3 separate regions of the Homo sapiens genome follow, and all the other regions are linked to region 1. Evidence: chromatin contacts called from ENCODE Hi-C or POLR2A ChIA-PET data. All regions are on one chromosome and are shown on one strand. The core of a region is the stretch at or near the end of the contact, and the rest is flanking DNA. Distances in the headings are between cores, read along the strand shown. Region 1 overlaps MTMR3 (myotubularin related protein 3). Region 2 overlaps NF2 (NF2, moesin-ezrin-radixin like (MERLIN) tumor suppressor). Region 3 overlaps NF2 (NF2, moesin-ezrin-radixin like (MERLIN) tumor suppressor).

Region 1 (3,853 bases), core at 601-3,100:
TCCAGCACATGCAAATTACACACGGCAAAGTTTGTCTTTTGAAGTTGGTTTCCCTCCGCATACCTGCTGGCCAAAACTAACATTGTTCTGTTTCTTCTCATCTCAAGGAATTGTGGGAACGTATTCTGCTCCAGTTGTTGTAACCAGAAGGTTCCAGTTCCCAGCCAGCAGCTCTTTGAACCCAGTCGAGTATGCAAGTCTTGCTATAGCAGCCTACATCCCACAAGCTCCAGCATTGACCTTGAACTGGATAAGCCCATTGCTGCCACTTCCAACTGAAGCTCAGTGACCTGGGTGGGCAGTGGCCAAGCTGCTGTTCCTATGACAGGCCCACTCAACCTGGGCAGACCGAGAGGCCCGTGCACTTTGGAATGGGAGCGTGGAACCACCTGTACAGAGTGACAGATTTGGGATGCACCACTGGATTGTAGATTGATTTTTCTTTCCTGTCCCCCTACTCCCTCCCTACCTTTTCCATCCTCCTCCTCTGCCTTCAAAAAAGGAAACTTTCCCTTGGTTGTCTTAATTTTTTTTTTTTTTGATGGAAGACCAAGGGTTGCCAGGCCCACTGTAACTGCCGAGCTGCCTGCTGTCACGTGACACTGAGGGATGGCTTGTTTCTTCCGGGTGGGAGGATGGTGGTCAGAGCCAGGAGTATGGAGATCTGAGACCGTGAGCAGGGAAGAAAGCCAGTGCTAACATGCAACCATTCCTCACGCCACCGCCACATCAGAGCTGGTTGGGAACCCTTTGCTGCTGGGGAGGCTGGAAGCATATTCCCCAAGAGCACTGCCCTGGGCATCATCTCCCTCCTGCGAGGAGCTGAGCCAGTCCCCTCACAGATGGATAAATGAGGCTGATGTTTGGAGGGAGAGGCACACGGTAAATGGCATCCCCTTAGGCGCCTCTTTGGGAAAGGAAAGTGGATGCTCCTTTGAGGCAGGCGAGGGGCTGGGAGTGGGTAGCCGTCATGTTGTCCCCCGTGGGATCCCATTTTTAACTTGACCCAGATTGTCTTGGGCTCCTTTTACTTTCAGGGGGCTGCTTTCCTGGGCCAGGCTGTGTAGCACTTCCCACCCTCAGGCATGAGTACAGACTGGTCAAAATGTTTATGCAGTCAAGGCCAAAGCCTGCCCTGAGCCCAGACACACCTGGGTCCCCATTCTGGGGCCTGGTCCCCTAAACAATCTCTTCCTCAGCCAGCACAGGGAAATCCAGACTCAGGGTTCCAGAAATCCCCCGTTCCCAAACCAAACCAATCATGGATCTTCCCTTTAAGGGGTAGAATCAGCCTTTAGAGTTACAAGCCCCTGGAAAAGGGAGCAGGTCCCATACAATCAGCCTTTCTCCTCTTCTCTTCTTGGGACAGGAATAACTGCTGAGCAGTCCCCCTTTGCCACTCCTGGCTGTCTGAGTGGGCACTTGTCTGGCTGCTGGCCAGCAGTGAAGGGCCACTTGGTGACTTCGTAGGGTTCCTTAGAGAAGTGACATGGCCTTGAGGAGATTCAGGGCACCTTTCCTCAGTGAGCTTTGATATGGTCCAAAAACAGCCTTAAATCAAGAATATTTGTGGAGGTAGGTGTGGGGAAGGTTGGAGAAGAGTTAGGTTTGTGCTTTGTAATCTTGGCATCCATGTTTTGTGCCTGCCCTCCCTCTTGGGGAGGCCATGCTTGACTCTGCTGAAAGCTGCTAACTGGTGACAGGGTGGATCATGGTGAGGACTAGGGGTAAGGTCAGGGAATGCTTAAGCTCTGGCCCTGCCCTGTATTCCTCTTCCCCTTGGTAGCAGTTCCCTGACCAAGGGCAAGGTGTGTCTCAGGAAGGTGGTTCTGTGCATGCCTGGGTGTGGTTAAGGCGTGGCCCAGAAGGCTTCCCTGGTGCTCTCAGTCCAGGCAAAGCCCAGAGCATCTGAGCACGTCTCTGACTTCCAGTGGCAACACAGTTTGAACGTGGTGAAACAGGGTGTAGTTCTTTTCCACATTCTGTGTCATCTAGTCGTGCAGGTAGGGAAAAAGTTGGTCTAATTGAAGATTGTGCATTTCCTAGTGACAGGTGCCAAGAGGTTATGATACGGGTTTCTTGGGTCTGATGTACAGTGTGAATAAATGCTTGCAGCTCTTAGCTCTTTTTTGATCGATGAAGCACTTTTTTATTAATATTTTCCTTTGTTAAAGGAGGAACCGTAACTCTCCATAGCTGTACATATAACCCTTTTCTCCTAAAGAGGAGTCAGTCAGTGCTCCTATATTTTTCATTTTTTGTCAAAGCAAGAAGTAAATACTTTAGAATTGTTAAATATATAAATAAAGCAAATAAAGTTGAGTGTTCCACATGGTAGCATTTGCTAACACTTCCTAATTCTTTGCCCTGTGGTTTATCCCCTCTTCGTCCCTTTTCCCTCTCACACAGAAGTGTTTGAGGGCCTGCTGGGAAACTGACCTTTGGCAAAGGAAAGCTACAGATAGCCTTCCGACTCTAGACCTTGGCAAGGAGCCTCACCATGATGTTCAAGCACTGAACGCATTTCCTCAGTGATTTTGCTCCTAAAATCTCCCAGGCTAAAAGAGGGCAAAGCAGTCAGGGATCTGACCTGGCAGCTATTCCTCCTTCTCTGAAGAGTTCCCATCAGTAGTCATTACAACTACCTCTCGCCTCAAGGCTCCATTTTTAGCTGCTGCTCTGATTTCAGGGCAGCCAGTACTCTGGCCCCTTCAGTCGGGGAGTGGAAGGAGATGTGGGGTGGGGGTGAGAAAATGCTTCTGCCTGTTGTTCTTGAAGGATAGACTATGGGTGGGCAGAGAGAACTGGGGGCAGAAATGGAATTAGATGTGATTGGGTTATGCAGTCAACTAGAGGTCTCCTTCCCGCCCTCTCTCCACACAGAGAGGAACCTCTGCTCCTTAGCTCTTACAGCAGGACTGTGGCATCTAGTCACTTCAATACTAGTTCTTGCTCTTCACAGAGGTAGATTTTTCTTTACCCTACAGCACTGTTGGGCATCCCTCCCATCACATGGGTCTGTGGGTGAGATATGTTATGCTGTTCCTCCCTCGGGAAGGTTGGTATTGAGGGGTGCCTTGCTCCAGAGGCGCCAGCCCAGCATCTGTGGTGAGTTGGCTAAGATCCAGAGTGACCTGCTCAGAGCTCCCCAGAGGCCTTCACTCTTTGGGGCAGTCTCTCTAGGGTCACTTTCTGAATGTACCTTCTACCTAAAGTATACAAACACAAAGAGCCAGCTGAGCTGGTTCTAGTGTGAAAGCCGTAAGTGCCACCCAGCAGGCGTTTGAAAACAAGAAATCATTCTTCTGTGGAAGGAGAATGTGCCATCTCAGCTACCCTCAGTCCGCCAGGCAGCCCAGTCTGTGTATTCATATGAAGTTGTGAAAACCATGAGTGTGTGCCATGGCCATCGTGTCTACACACAGCCACTATTGTTCCTGTGGGCTAGTCTCCAGCAAATTAAAACACTGGCATGGCCTAGGAAGGGCGTTGCGAGCTCCTAAATGGAAAGCTTCTCTGGGGGTAGGGAGATGAAGAGCCAAGATGCTGGTGAAGCAGGTGCAGTGAGGATCCAAGGCAAGGAATTGCCCTGAGGGAGGTGGCTGCATATGGAGAAAGGCAGTTCTCTGTGGGCAAGGCCAGCTTGCTTCAGGCTGTAGAGGGAATTTGGTCTGAAGCAACAGGGCATGAACTGTGACTTTGAGCTGCCAGGTTGTCTTCATCTCAGAACTTTCCTATCCTGGCACTCTCGTTACCTTTCTTCTATACCTTGGCCTCTGTAACTGCAGTCCAAAACAAGTTACAGCTGCCTTAATCCACTGAGATTCTCTATGAGGATGTACAGAAAAGTTTT
Region 2 (3,853 bases), core at 515-3,014, 390 kb before region 1:
CTATTCCCTCTGCCTGGAACATACTTACCTGCTTGCTCCTCTTTCCCCAAGCCCAGTCTTCACTTGGTTCCTCTTTTCTACCATGAGCCAGTTTAGATGTCATTTCCCTACCTGCCCAGGATAGGAGGTTCCCACAGCCGCTGGGTGTCCTGTTGTGGCACTCACAAGTGTTATAGTGCTGAAAGCCCACTCCTGGGGTTTTTATGTGTGCGATGAAGGAGGTGATTATCTTTTCCCAGCTAGTTCATATCCTAGTCCTCTGAGTGTAGAGACTTGTTTCTTTTTCCCCATTTGTCCCCTGCACCTTGGGCGGTGCTTGGACACAATGTGTGTGTTCACTAACTATTTGTGGAAGAGGTGGGTGAGCGGGAGTTAACTGGCTTTAAGTCTTTGAGTTTTGGGTTTTTGAAGTAGTCAAGTCCGTCCACAGTCCGTCCTGTGGACAGCCATTGTTTGCCATGTCTTGTATGTACACACTTGCCTGGGCACTGTGGGGAGCAGAAAGAGGACTAATACTGCCCTTGTGCTGAGGCACCTACAGTCTCGGGAGATGTTCAGAGGACAGTGAGTCACTTCACAGCATCAGCATGGTATAGTGGATGAGTGATGACACTGAAGATGAGCTTGGTCATATTCTGGCAAGTTGGCTGACACCTGGAAGTCCCGTCCACACCCCAAGACCTCTTTTCCCAGGGTGTCCTGAGAACCACCCAGAGCAACTGTGACCAATGGCGCTTGTTTTTAAAGAAGTAGAAACCCAAATTAGGAAGACTGAGCAAACCTCATGCATTTGGGGAAGGGCTTGTTGGAAAGTGGAACCTGATGTAGGTAGCAACATGTTGAGGTTAGATTTAACCAAACAGAAAGACTTCTTAATTGCTTAAAGACAAAATTTTATTTTATAAGTGGAATTAGGGCTTTAAATCAAATATGTTTGAACGTCTTTACTTGGTTTCCTCAGGCACCTTCACTCATCTTGTCTAAAACTTAATTGCTGGTCTATCCCTGCCAGATTTGCTGCTTCTCCTTGATTCCATCTCTCCTTTAGTGGAACCACCTGGTACTCAAGCCAGACACACAGGTGTCCCTCTTAATTCTGTCTCCTCTGGTCCTGTTCAGGCACCTGTTCTGTGACTCTGCCTCTTTTCCGTTTCTCAGGCTGCCTTCTCTCCCTTCTACTGCCTTCCTTATGTCAGGGGTTGGCCTACTTTCTGGCCTTCTTGATCCAGGGCTTCTTTTGTTCAACTCATACTCCACCCTGTTGTCAGAGCCCATCCAGATTGCAGATTGGAGCCTATGACTCGTCTGCTCAAGGGTCTTCAAAGACTTTGCAGCTTTTGGCTGAAGTTGAGCCACCTGGTCCCAAATGGAGCCCCATTCCCGCCATGCCACCTCCTGTCTGTTTAAGCTTTACAAGATGACTTGCAGTTTCCTGTAGAAAGCATGACTTTTAAAAAAAGACTTATTTCCTTCTCTCCTGCATCTAACTCTCACTTGCTCTTTAAAGCCTTCTCTGACCTAGGTCTTGCCTGTTTCTCCTGCAGAACACTGCTTCCACCATTTTGTAGCATCAGTGTCTAACATTGGTTGGCATGTAGGGTGTGCTCTATAATCCTTGTTGAAAGAATAAGTGGGAGGTAACAGAGGCTTAATTCACATTGAGCTGTAAACGAGCAATATCTGACTCTTCTGAGAATGGATTTTGTTTCAAACACTGGTTACTTACTGGAAAAGGTGTCTGGGGAGTGCTGGACAGCAAGAACAAAGGGACCCCACAGAACAGGAAAAGAGGCACTCTAGGGTCTGCGGTTTGCCTATGTTAGATCACCGTGAAAAAGGCCAGTGTATGCTTTGGCAGCTGGCAAAGAATCCTGTGACTCAGTTTCCTTATTTGCACAAAAAGGGTATGAGTCTACATTAGGTAATTACTCATGCTCATTTCCAACTCTTGACAGTCTACGATCCTTTGTGTCAAAGTTAAAAATCTAAGTAGGGCATTCTGAATTGGTGTCAGAGTTGATGCACTTCTCACTGTATTGCAAGTGCCAAGGGGACAAATACATTGTCTTTTTGCATTCAACAAAGACAGTTTTGCATTTTAAAAACAAAGTAGAAGGGAATACAGGAAAACTGCATTAATACAATTTTATGCTGGAGAATTTAAACTCCCATGTCAGGAAATTCACTCATCATTCCCTTGGCAGCTTTTGTTTCTCTGCACTGCACACCCCACTTACAGACAGCCCCTTCTTGCCAAAGCCCAGCCCAGCCATGACCATGAGTTATGGCAGATTGGGAATCGTTACCTTGATCTTCTCAACCCTTGGGTGTTTACCTTTTCCAAGTTAATGCCTGTTCTTTAATGTTACATTATCTTGTAGCAAGGTAGTCATTTATAATTTATATACTAGAGCTGCCTTAAAATAGAGACAAGAGGATAATCAGCATCCTGAAACTTCTAGTTTTCCAAAATAACATTTCTTCAGTGAAGTCTGCCTGTAGGAATTAAAACTTTTGGTGAATTAAAAAGCTTTTTGTCCTATTGTCAGACTGGGAAATGGATGTGCCCATTACTCAGCCTTAAAAACGAGGAAGGAGATCATCTGTTAAAAATAAAACTCATCATTTTCTTTTATTCTTCTCAAAATAATCCCTAAAGACCTCAATCTTTATAGTGTTCCAGTGGCCCCACTATAGTCAGAGAGGAGACAGGGCAGAAGTTGAAGGACAGATAGGAGAAACGGCCCTGCTAAAAGATAAAAGCCAGTATGCATCTCAGCTACTTGTCTGCTGTGGTCCTGATATTCTTCCATCTAGGTTGCTGCTTTGCTTGACTTTGACTGCAAACACAGAGAAGGGATGGGCTTTCCTGTTGAGTACCTTGTAGAGAACCCACTGTTCATTCATATGTGTTAAAAATGAAAAGCCTACTTGAAAACTCCCCTGTAGAATCAGGTTTTAGCAAAAACCAATCAGGTATCAGAGGTCTAACTTATTTTTCCCTTCTTGGTTTTATAGCAAGTCTCTAAACCCTAAGATTTTTTGTTTGTTTGTTTGAGATGGAGTCTTGCTTTGTCGCCAGGCTGGAGTGCAGTGGCATGATCTCGGCTCACTGCAACCTCCGCCTCCCGGTTTCGAGTGATTCCCCTGCCTCAGCCTCCCGAGTAGCTGGGACTACAGGCATGCGCTACCACACCTGGCTAATTTTTTAGTATTTTACTAGAGACAGGGTTTCACCATGTTGGCCAGGATGGTCTCGATCTCCTGACCTCATGATTCGCCTGCCTCAGCCTCCCAAAGTGCTGGGATTACAGGTGTGAACCACCACGCCCGGCTGCCTAAGAATTTTTTTCATTCCTTTTCATTATATACATCTTCAGTGTGCCAAGACTTTGAGTGGAGATTTCTAATGAGGGCAGGAAGGGACGGATGCTTCTGCAATTGAGTGGTCTCATTTTTCCCATGTCTGTCGAAAGATTACTCTTTCATGACCACCATTTCTATGATGCATCTCATATGATCCTAATGCACTCGAGTTTGTATTTGAATGTCCATCTGATATTTAGGGGTGGTTGGGGCAAGGAGGGGGCAAGCAGCAACTAAGGGGTTGTATGGGAACATCCTGGTGGTTTAACTTGAAAGCCACTAGGTGGCAACATTTACTAAGTTGCCAGCCATTCTCTTCCCTTAAGACATTGAACTTGCTTTTCCACATAGCAGATGGAATAGCTGAGAAAAGAGATTGCCATTGCTTCAGGTTCTTTTGAAAGTGAGGCTATAGGATAAACACACTACAGTATATTGATATCTATTCGTCACCTGGGTTTAGATACCAGGAGTTTGAATTTGCTCT
Region 3 (3,853 bases), core at 480-2,979, 340 kb before region 1:
TTTGAGGCAGTAAAACACCCTGTTCGGCCCCTCGGCACTGAAGATGTGTTTCAGTGCAGCTCTCCTCGGCACCGGATTCGTTGCTGCAACAGTGGGAGGGAAGAGCCAGATGCAAACTCGTTCTGCGAGCCCGAGGTTCTGTTCTCATGATCCTTGCTGTGATTTCTCTTTTGATGTTGGCAATTTTAAAATGACATCAGTCTATCTGGACCTTTTTCCTAAGGCTCTTGCTCAGACCACTCAGTAGATAGCCGCCACCTGCCCAGTGAGGTGAATCAGGCCCATTAGGCCATTTGTCAGGGGAAGGAACAGAGGAGCAGCGGAGGGCCCCGCCGGCCAGTGCCACAGGGCAGCCTGCAAAGCAGGTAGACAGGTTTTCAGGCAGCTTTTGCTGCTTTGGGTCCCTCAGGGATTAATACACAAAAAGGGCCCCTTGGGTATTCAGTGGCAGATTTCTCTTGAGAGCAGATAAAGTCGCTAATAACAAATTGGATTTGTTCATTGGGGTGGACTTGGCCTTTCGTTCCACCTCTGTGTAGGATAAGTGTGTGGATAGTGCTCCCACTGTGCACATCACCATATGGCATTTGGGTGCAGCTGTCCCTAGCCAGACTGCAGAAAAGCTTGATCTGGGCCGGACGCGGTGGCTTATGCCTGTAATCCCAGCACTTTGGGAGGCCGAGGCAGGCGGATCACGAAGTCAAGAGATTGAGACCATCCTGGCCAACATGGTGAAACCCTGTCTCTACTAAAAATACAAAAATTAGCTGGGCGTGGTGGCATGCGCCTGTAGTTCCAGCTACTCAGGAGGCTGAGGCAGGAGAATCACTTAAACCCAGGAGGCAGAGGCTGCAGTGAGCGGAGATCGCGCCACTGCAGTTCAGCCTGGCAACGGAGTGAGACTCCGTCTCAAAAAAAAAAAAAAAAAAAAAAAGAGAAAGTAAAGAAAAGCTTGATCTGGCCACTTAGTACAGCCATCCCCCTTTACTGGCCCTTCCTCTTTGCTTATTTGGAAGGGGGAAGGTTTCCCACACCCCAAACCAAAGATTCTTTTGGAATTTGCTGCTGCTGGATTCAGCTGTCACCTTTCTGCTCTGAGTCTGCTTTCTCCCTGTGGATCCGGTGCCAGAGGATCTGCACGTCCTTTTGTGTCTACACCCTCCCCCGCTCCTTCGTTTTCAATATGTAGTAGTGGAGAGGAAGTGTAACATGATTTTAGGGCTCACATTTCAATTCCACTGCATTTTTATGGGACAAGCAGAGACCCAGCGCCTGGAGTTATTAGGTTAGTATCTAAAATGGGTTCAGTACTGTGAGTCTTATTGTTTAAAATGAATGAGATGGTCCCCTCCTACCTTCTTTTCTCCTCCCCTGGGATGAGTGGATTGAGGCAAGGCCCCCAGAGACTAGTTGAAGGAATCCTGGTGCTCTGATTAGTTTTGTTCCCCAGCTTAATTGTACAGCTTCCTTTCTCTCACCACTGATAGCCAAAGTAGCTCTGTGTCTCCCCCAACCTTCCCTTGCTTTAGGAACAAGATGATCACAATGCAGCCTTGTGAATCAATTTTCTGTCTGTGCTGATGAAAGTGTAATTCATTCTTAATCAAGCAGCCTTGCTGCTGCAGGCTCCGTGCCGGAATACATTTAGTTACCCTCCCATCACTTTGGGAAACGATCCCCCAAAAGGGCTTTTAGAGGAGAGCTGGAAGGAGAGTTGGCCGTGCGCCTCATGCTGTGGTTTTCCAGCAGGGGGCACTCAGGAACGATGCTGGCGGAGGCTTTGTAGCTGGAAGCCGTCTGCTGCTGGCAGGGCAGCAGGAGAATGTTTGTCACAGGTGCCTTCCAGGCTTGCTTTCTCCAGACCCTGGGGCCATTTCTCAGAAGTACCCTAATGGGCCACCCAAAATCCTCAGGTAGCAGTGAGGAGGAACAGTTGAAGATGCAGATTGCATGCCTGGGTTAGAGAGTGCCGGCTGGGTACCAGGTTCTTTTAGCCAGCCTCTTCTGTCTTTTTAAGTAGACAGATGTGTCTCCTGAATCTGAACTTGTTTAGATTGGGTGGATGTGTCTGTTTTTGTCACACCACACACAATTTGGGGAGCGTAAGGAGGCCCAGCTCTGCCAGAATGGAACTCTCCTAAGTTCTCCCCTGCCGTCTCACAGCCTGCTGGCTGTCACAAACAGCTGGCAGTTTTATGGACAAGTGGGCAGGGGAAAAGGGACCCTGCCGGGGCTGAGTCTCGATGTTGGGCAGGAAGTAAAAGCCAGGACCCAACAAGTGGATCAGAGGGGGGATGTGAAGATGAACAGTCAGATAGCAATAAAGCCTCATAGATCTGCCCCAGAGAAAGAAAAGGAAGTTCGTCTCCTCAGAATGGAATTGGATTAGTGACAGACTTGAGCAGCCGGTTCAGTCGAGAGAGAACTTAATTCCTCCTGTGTTATTCACACGGCTGATTCTAATCAGATGTGAAGAGACAGCTGGAGGAGAGCAGCGGGTCAGCCCATGCCTGGTGCGGAGGCTTCATGTTCTTGTAGGCATCTTCAGGGAACTGGCAGGAGCGCTTTGGGTTGGAGACTCTGAGCAGGGCCCTTGGGTTTATAGCCTGCCCAAGGAACTGGGCCTGGCTGCGGGACTCCCATGGTTGGACCTTGTCTAGATTCAGTGAAAGTTTTGAAGGACAGTGCATGACAGACGTCACTGGTCAGGTTCACCAGAGCTTGGCTCACTTGTCTTCAGAAGGATTCAAAGGCAGTTGACCAGACTTGGCAAGTCCCAGACTGGTGCAGCCACTGTCCTCGAGACCCTGGTTGTACACCCTGAGGTGCTTCTGCTTCATTACCTGCTGAAATTTGGAGACCTCTTCTTCCTGGATAACCTTCAAGATACTCATTGTGCATGCGAGGAATTCCCCGCCCTCCTGGGGGGACTCCACTCCCCAGGCAGGCAAGGTTGGGCAAGGGGAGGGCTGTTGCTGGATTGCCAAAGGGAGCATGGACATTTTTGTTTGGAATTCAGGGTGGGAATGGGACTCACCAGAGTGGCTTCAGTGCTCAACTCACAGTGCAACATAGGACAAGGTGAAGGCCTTCTTGGGAGGCCTCTTCTGGCTCTAGCAAGCAGGTGTTGCTGGGCAGTGTAGAGGGACCCAGGCCGGTTGCTGAGCAGGAAGATGTACCTAACACTGATGGGCCTGCACACCTTAGGGTATGAGAGCATCGCAGGGGAACCAGGAAACTTGTTAGCTGGTTTTCATGTGTTTAAAAAGAAGACTCGGAGGCAGAGTTTATTTTATGAAGGGCTAGCTTTTTGCCATTTCTTCTGAGCTTTTGCCTTTTCCTTTATGAATACTTCCTGCCTATGGGTGTACTGTAAATGTAACAGCCAGTGAGCTTTCTAGAAGCAGCAGATGGTGAAAGATCCACAGGTGAGGAGCCTGCCCACTGGAGGGGCGAGACAGTGCCCAGGCAGGGCGTGCAGGTGGCAGAGCTGTTTGCATGCTCCGCGGGGTGGCTTCCCAAGCTCTCTGTAGAAAAACTGCCTGAGGGCAAATGGCTCCACTGAGCTGCTACCTGCAGGAAAGAAGCTCAAGGGCTCTCCTCGTCTCACTGCCTGCCTTCTTCACCTGCTGGGAGGAGGGCATTGTGGTGTCTGAGATAAAGGATACCCCCAAGGTGGAAGCAGAGCCATGGGGGTGGCCTCCAGCAGCAGGGAGGAGCATTGTGCAGTAAATTCTGACTCCGGGGCTCCTGTGGGGATTGGAACCCATAGGAATTGCACAATGAGGGTAAAGGATGGGGCGGCAGCAGCCAGGTCTGTCTAAGGGGCGAGCAGCAGTGGCCGAAGGCTCCC

What was found. Hi-C counts contacts between places; a loop is a spot of excess contacts on that map. ChIA-PET counts read pairs that join two places held with the same protein, here RNA polymerase II (POLR2A).
Region 2: a map of esophagus muscularis mucosa shows a loop between it and region 1 (2.2-fold over the local background). The contact joins two enhancer-like sites. A Hi-C loop is called at or near these places in 3 of 168 maps with a recorded cell type or tissue (ectodermal cell, esophagus muscularis mucosa and psoas muscle). POLR2A ChIA-PET finds 5 or more read pairs at or near these places in 1 of 52 experiments (activated naive CD4-positive, alpha-beta T cell).
Region 3: a map of dorsolateral prefrontal cortex shows a loop between it and region 1 (2.0-fold over the local background). The contact joins two enhancer-like sites. A Hi-C loop is called at or near these places in 3 of 168 maps with a recorded cell type or tissue (dorsolateral prefrontal cortex and heart right ventricle).

What each region holds. Positions count from the first base shown.
Region 1 is chr22:30,025,523-30,029,375 of GRCh38, forward strand. MTMR3 (myotubularin related protein 3) reads left to right here. Exons shown (of 20, transcript NM_021090.4): 20 at 108-3,853. The coding sequence ends at 279. The region is part of intron 3 of HORMAD2-AS1 (HORMAD2 and MTMR3 antisense RNA 1); the gene reads right to left. Among named protein-coding and RNA genes, the nearest start is that of MIR6818, 20 kb to the left of the region's middle. Within about 2 kb of position 1,851, at least 7 of the 41 ENCODE cell types and tissues checked have a DNase peak (open chromatin) inside an H3K27ac peak, as active enhancers do; they include dorsolateral prefrontal cortex, where a contact is called at or near this core.
Region 2 is chr22:29,632,292-29,636,144 of GRCh38, forward strand. All of the region lies in intron 1 of NF2 (NF2, moesin-ezrin-radixin like (MERLIN) tumor suppressor), which reads left to right. Among named protein-coding and RNA genes, the nearest start is that of NF2, 31 kb to the left of the region's middle. Within about 2 kb of position 1,765, at least 2 of the 41 ENCODE cell types and tissues checked have a DNase peak (open chromatin) inside an H3K27ac peak, as active enhancers do.
Region 3 is chr22:29,688,267-29,692,119 of GRCh38, forward strand. The region is part of intron 15 of NF2 (NF2, moesin-ezrin-radixin like (MERLIN) tumor suppressor); the gene reads left to right. Among named protein-coding and RNA genes, the nearest start is that of CABP7-DT, 30 kb to the right of the region's middle. RefSeq lists enhancers at 1-459, 460-959, 1,179-1,679, 2,963-3,583, 3,584-3,853 and a silencer at 1,532-1,763. Within about 2 kb of position 1,730, at least 4 of the 41 ENCODE cell types and tissues checked have a DNase peak (open chromatin) inside an H3K27ac peak, as active enhancers do; they include dorsolateral prefrontal cortex, where a contact is called at or near this core.